Linked DNA regions of Homo sapiens: region 1 is linked to region 2. Evidence: chromatin loops called from intact Hi-C (ENCODE). Cell type or tissue: right lobe of liver. All regions are shown on one strand. Each heading gives the region's core, and the rest is flanking DNA. Links, peaks and the distances in the headings are about the cores only.

The links. Hi-C counts contacts between places; a loop is a spot of excess contacts. Peaks named below come from ENCODE experiments on the same cell type or tissue, not always from the same donor. Only the 100,000 strongest peaks of a DNase experiment are listed, where the experiment ranks them.
Region 1: it touches region 2 in a loop (4-fold over the local background); 4 of 110 quality-filtered maps call a loop at or near these places.

The regions. Positions count from the first base shown.
Region 1 is chr20:54,667,146-54,670,064 of GRCh38, forward strand. No RefSeq gene overlaps it. Among named protein-coding and RNA genes, the nearest start is that of DOK5, 190 kb to the left of the region's middle. In right lobe of liver, for the core only: CTCF peaks have their summits at 1,577 (motif pointing right) and 1,792; no DNase peak of the experiment used is centred there.
Region 2 is chr20:54,095,485-54,098,403 of GRCh38, forward strand. No RefSeq gene overlaps it. Among named protein-coding and RNA genes, the nearest start is that of BCAS1, 26 kb to the left of the region's middle. In right lobe of liver, for the core only: a CTCF peak has its summit at 1,427 (motif pointing right); no DNase peak of the experiment used is centred there.

The DNA of each region.
Region 1 (2,919 bases), core at 283-2,782, 570 kb after region 2:
CCTCTTTGTTCAGATTCTTCTTGGATTCTCTGTGTGACATCCCTCCTATCAGGTCTTTGAGGGAGAAGGGAAGGAGAATGTCAGTGACTTTCCTAGGTTTTATGTCCTGTTTCAGGAAAGATGAGGTGGAAAGTAAGAGATACCTTCCTGCTTCTACTGTTTTCACAAGTGCTAAGGTGCCAGATTTTGGGGTAGTTTTCTGAGCACCATCAGTTATCAATTTTGAGGATTGATCAATAGTGAAGGGTTCCTGGCTTCCTAAATACTTACTTCCTATACTATGTCATTTCAATGCTAAAAAATTCCAAATCAGATAGGATAAAACATTGGCATTTACTATCATAATGCTCTTCTAAACAATCAGCTTCATAGAGTTCTAATTGACATAATATCTGGTCTTTTGTAAGTGTAGTTGAGGAGTTTTGGCAAAGGTACACAGTGACATAACCACTGTCACAAACAAGATATCAAGATTTAGATCATTTCATCACCTCAAGGAGTTTCCTCCTAAATCTTCATAATCAACTCCCCCCACCCTTTGGCCTTAGGAAACCATTTATTTGCTTTCTCACTCAATTGTTTTGTCTTTTCTAGAATTTTATATAGATGGAATTATACAGCATGTACTCTTTTTAAAACTGTGGGGTGAAATCAATTTAATGTGTTGCAACCATCATTCTCTAAATAAGACAGAAAATATCAGAGTGAATCACACTTGATAATGGTGAGTATGTTTTGTGAAACTTTGTTTTCAGTGTGTATCTCTTCATGTATATTTCTCTGTGTCCTGAATCATAATATAAGCTCTATTCATCACTGATAAATGGAAACAACTTTCACCTATTATTTGAGCCAGTTTTTTTTTTTTTTTTTTTGTCCAGAGGACTAGAAATTGGAATGACAAGAGCTGATATATCATTGTGTGTTCTCCTTTGTGCCACAGAAGGTGATGAGGAATTATCTCATTTAATCCTCCCTACAAGCCTATTAGGAAAGCACATCTGCCTTTTACAGGGGAGGAGCCTGAGGCTCGGGGAAGCTAAGTTCAAGTTCTCATAACTGGTGAGAATAGAAGCTAAAGTTGAAACCATGGGCAGTTAAGAAGCAGCCTGGACATGTGGCTGATAAGACTGGAGAAGGGGAAGGATTGGCATACAAATATAACTATGTATTCTCTTGGCTGTTATTAGATTATCAAATTGCTAATGGACAAGTACTAAGTACTAAATGCCAATCCCGCCACAGGATGCGGCAAGTCAGAGCAGGCAGAAAGGTGTGTTTTCTGCCCACAGATAGGATATAAAGTTGTCCAGAACTGGGCAGCAAAGAGTGTGGGCTTGGGTGATAGACCCGGACTCCAGTTCCTGTTCTGCTGCTTACAGGTTCCTTGACCCTTAGCGGGACCTCGGTCTCTCTGAGGTTCAGGTTCCTACTTTGTAAAATAGTGATTTGTAGGACTTTGTGAGGAGTCAGATAAGGTGGGCTTTCTCCCCCTCGGCATTATTGATCACCTGAGCTGGCTCATTCTCTGCGGCGGGGGCTGCCCTGCGCACTGCAGGGTGCTTAGCAGCATCTTTGGACTTCACCCACTAGATGGCAGTAGCACCCCCACCAGGTATAATCACCGTAAACAAAATTTCCCCAGTTGAAAACTACAAAAATAACTCATGAATAAAATGTCCCTTCCCGGCTGGCTGCAATGGCTTGCACCCGTTGTCCCAGCTACTCCAGAGGCTGAGGAGGCAGGATGGACTGAACCCAGGAGTTGTGAGTCTTGCTTGGGCAACATAGTGAGACCCTGTCTCTAAGAAAAGAGCAAGAAAAAGAAACAAATACAGTGTCTACATCTACAAGTCACATGGACAAATGGGATCATATCAAGTTAAAAAGCTTCTGCACGGCCAAGAATCCCCTTCTCTTTTACCGTCATAAAATGAAAGTTCTGTCGCATATCAGCAGATAACAGCAGATGGAGGAGTAGGGGACCAGCTGCCCAAGCAGCAAATGGACTTCGGCTCACATGGCCCAACATCTCTGGGGGATCTGAGTGAGGCAGCACTGAGTCCTGGTAAGGAGGTTGTGTTTCAGAGCCAGCCTGCCTGGGTTTGGGTCCAGGCTCTGCTGCTTCTACTGTTAATCTTTAGGTAGGTTAAACAATTTGCATCTCTGTTTCCTCATTTTTAAAATGGGAATAGCAATCATCCCTTCCTTTTAAAGTTCTTGGCTGGGTGTGGTGGCTCACGCCTGTAAACCCAGCACTTTGGGAGGCCAAGGAGGGCGGATCACGAGGTCAGGAGATCGAGACCACCCTGGGTAACATGGTGAAAGCCCGTCTCTAATAAAAAAAAAATACAAAAAATTAGCTGGGCGTGGTGGCGGGTGCCTGTAGTCCCAGCTACTCCGGAGGCTGAGGCAGAAGAATGGCGTGAACCTGGGAGGCGGAGCTTGCAGTGAGCCGAAATCAAGCCACTGCACTCCAGCCTGGGCGACAGAGCAAGGCTCCATCTCAAAAAAAAAAAAAAAAAAAAAAAAATAATAATAATAATAATAATGTTCTTGCGAGGATTAAATAGTGTAATAAATGTAATAAATGTAAAGTCTTCAGGATAGTGCCTGGTACAGGGCTATCACTCAATAAACATTAGTTTCTATTAATGATATTATTTTAGATAGGTTCGAAGCCAATGCTGCATAAAGATTGTTCTCACCATGACCAACTTATCGTAGCTTTCCCTGGACTTTCCTGCTTATAGCATAGAAAATCCCAAGGCTGGGGAAAAAACCCTTGTACTGGGCAAACTGGGACACGTGGTCGCACTAGTCAGATCCCAGTACAACAGTCAATATTTTGTTGCGTCCTGTCCATAGTTTTGTCCACAAACACTGTGTGATTTCATTACCAAGACTTGTGCTCAGTAT
Region 2 (2,919 bases), core at 269-2,768:
ATGGTGGCTCACCCCTGTAATCCCAGCACTTTGGGAGGCCGAGGCAGGTGGATCACCTGATGTCAGAAGTTCAAGACCAGCCTGGCCAACATGGTGAAACCCCGTCTCTACTAAAAATACAGAAAATTAGCCACTCATGGTGATGGGCAGCTGTAATCCCAGCTACTCAGGAGGCTGAGGCAGGAGAATTGCTTGAACCCAGGAAGTGGAGGTTGCAGTGAGCCGAGATTGTGCCACTGCACTCCAACCCGGGCAACAAGAGTGAAACCCTGTCTTAAAAACAAAAAAAAGAAAGAAAGAAAATGTGAAGGACCCTTTATATTTTTTTAATGAGTGGACTCATTATTTCCAGAGTCATAGCCCCCAAATATTATCAGAACCTCTAATTGTCCAGGGGCAGGGGCACATTCCCAGTTCTCCTTTTGCCACAGGGCACAGCCCAATGCTGGAGCCCTGCAAACCCTTAGGAAACTTTGCTGAAAGTGTGCTGTGTCCAAAGGAGCCTAGGCGACTTTGCTGATCTGTCACCAACTTGCTGTGTGGCTTTGGGCAAGTCACTTCACCTCTCTGTGCCCCAGATTTTTTCTGTATAAAATAAATGTGTGAACAAGTTTGTATCTAAAGTATATTCCAATGCTATGTTTCTGGTTGGAATGAGCTAATTAATTAAAAAATTACTAAGTGGATATTACCTCTAGCTATTTTGGGGGGAAGTACCCTAGCCTGGGGATTTAGAGTGGGACTCTGGGTGCAGAATAACTGGTTTGAATCTTGTCTCCACCACTTTTTTCTTTCTTTTTCTTTTCTTTCTTTCTTTTTTTTTTTTTTGGAGATGGAGTCCCGCTGTGTCGCCTAGACTGGAGTGCAGTGGCGCGATCTTGGCTCACTGCAACCTCCGACTCCTGGGATCAAGCAATTCTCTTGCCTCAGCCTCCCGAGTAGCTAGGATTACAGCACCCACCACCATGCCCAGGTAATTTTTTTTGTATTTTTAGTAGACATGGGGTTTCACCATGTTGGCCAGGCTGGCCTCGAACTCCTGACCTCGTGATCTGCCCGCTTCGTCCTCCCAAAGTGCTGGGATTACAGGCATGAGCCACCACGCCTGGTCACCACCACTTCTCTCTGTGTGGCTTTAAGCAAGTTACTTAAATTCCCTGCACTTCAGTTTTCCGTAGAGTTCATGTACATCAGTTGTCAAAGGGCAGATGTCTGGCACATTGGAAATATTACCGAATGTTAGTTATCCGTGAATCGGGGGACTGATTTTATAACCACCCAAATCATATTTATTTCCTAGAGGAATGAAGATGAAAATAGTGGTGGTTAGTGTCTAGCATCGCACTATGTTTGCCAAGATTAATTTGCAATGAGCCGTTTTCAAACAGGATGTTCAGCCACTATATGTACTTCTTGAAGTAACCAGCAGGTGGTGAAGTTGGATTATATTTTAGATGGTCAGGGCCTGGTGTACCTCTTGCCTGGGGTTTTGTGAGAGAAAAAAAATAGCTTTCTTTTTTATCAGCACCCCAAACCATTAACATCTGGAATCAATAGAGGCTGTATCTGTCACTTAATGCTATAGAAATTGCAAGAAAAAAGTCCTGCTGGTTAGTATACCAGTTCTCAAAATGTCAGCATCATTTGTGTCACCTGGGGGTACTTGTCAGGAATGCAGTCTCTCTGGTCCCACCCCACAGGATGGAACTGGAAACTAAGGATGAGCCCAGTCATCTGTGTCTTCAAGAACTCTCCAGTGATTCTGGTGCACTTGTGTTATAGAACCGCTGTGCTAGAGGTCTTAGTATTTGCTGTGAATGTGAGTAGGTAAAGAGAGGGTATTTGGTGAGTGTCACTACCTCAGTGCAGGCCAGGGACCAGTGGTTCCACATCAATGTGGGGGAGTGTTAGAATGCATGGTCTCTGGCCACACCCCAAACAAGCTGGATTGAAAGTCGCATTTTCATCAGCTCCTGGAGATTCTCCTGGAGATTCTCCTGTATGATCTCTTTCTCTTTTTCTTTCCTTCTCTTCCTTTCTCATTCTCCTCTCTCTTCCCCTTTGCCATCTCCACTGCTCCCTTTCTCAGTGACAATTGGGCATACCCCTCGCAGTGCCGGCTGCTCAGGTGGGAAAGTGGAGAAGACTCTTCTATTTCCCAGCCTGAGAAAATTTGCTTACCTGTAATCCCAGCACTTTGGGAGGCTGAGGCGGGCAGATAATTTCAGCCCAGGAGTTTGAGATCAGGCTGGGCAACATGGCGTAACTTCGTCTCTACAAAAAGTACAGAAATTGACCCAGCATAGAGTCGTGCACCTGTAGTCCCAGCTATTGAGGAGGATGAGCTGGGAGGATCATTTGAGCCTGGAAGGCAGAGGTTGCAGTGAGTGGAGATCGTGCCACTGCACTCCAGCCTGGGACAGAGTGAGACCCTGTCTCAAAAAAAAAAAAAAAAAAAAAAGAAAGAAAGAAAACTTACTTGAAGCCTACTGGAGACAGACAGCTAAACATACAGTGTGGGACACCTGTGCTGCCACCTGAGTGCCAAGAGCAGGGAAGGACCCTTTGGGTTGGGAGCTTCGCACAGAGGGTGGCCTTGAGCAGCACCTAGAAATCCAGTTGAGATCTTCACTTTCTCCACATCCTCCTCTCCCCCTGTCGTCTGTTGTTCTTTTTCTACTTACCTGCCTTCTGGCTCTTTTCACCTGTGGATAATTTATTCCCACAACTCAGTCTCACCAGGATGACTTAAAGTCTAAAGTACACGTCAGTGGTTCTCAAAGTGCAGTCCCTTTCCAGCAACATCATCACTTTGGAACTTGTTAGAAAGACAGATTCTCAGGCTCACTCCAGACCTTGTTAAAGGAAACTTTAACAAGGCTTCCAGAAGATTCTAACACACATGACAGCTAGAGAACT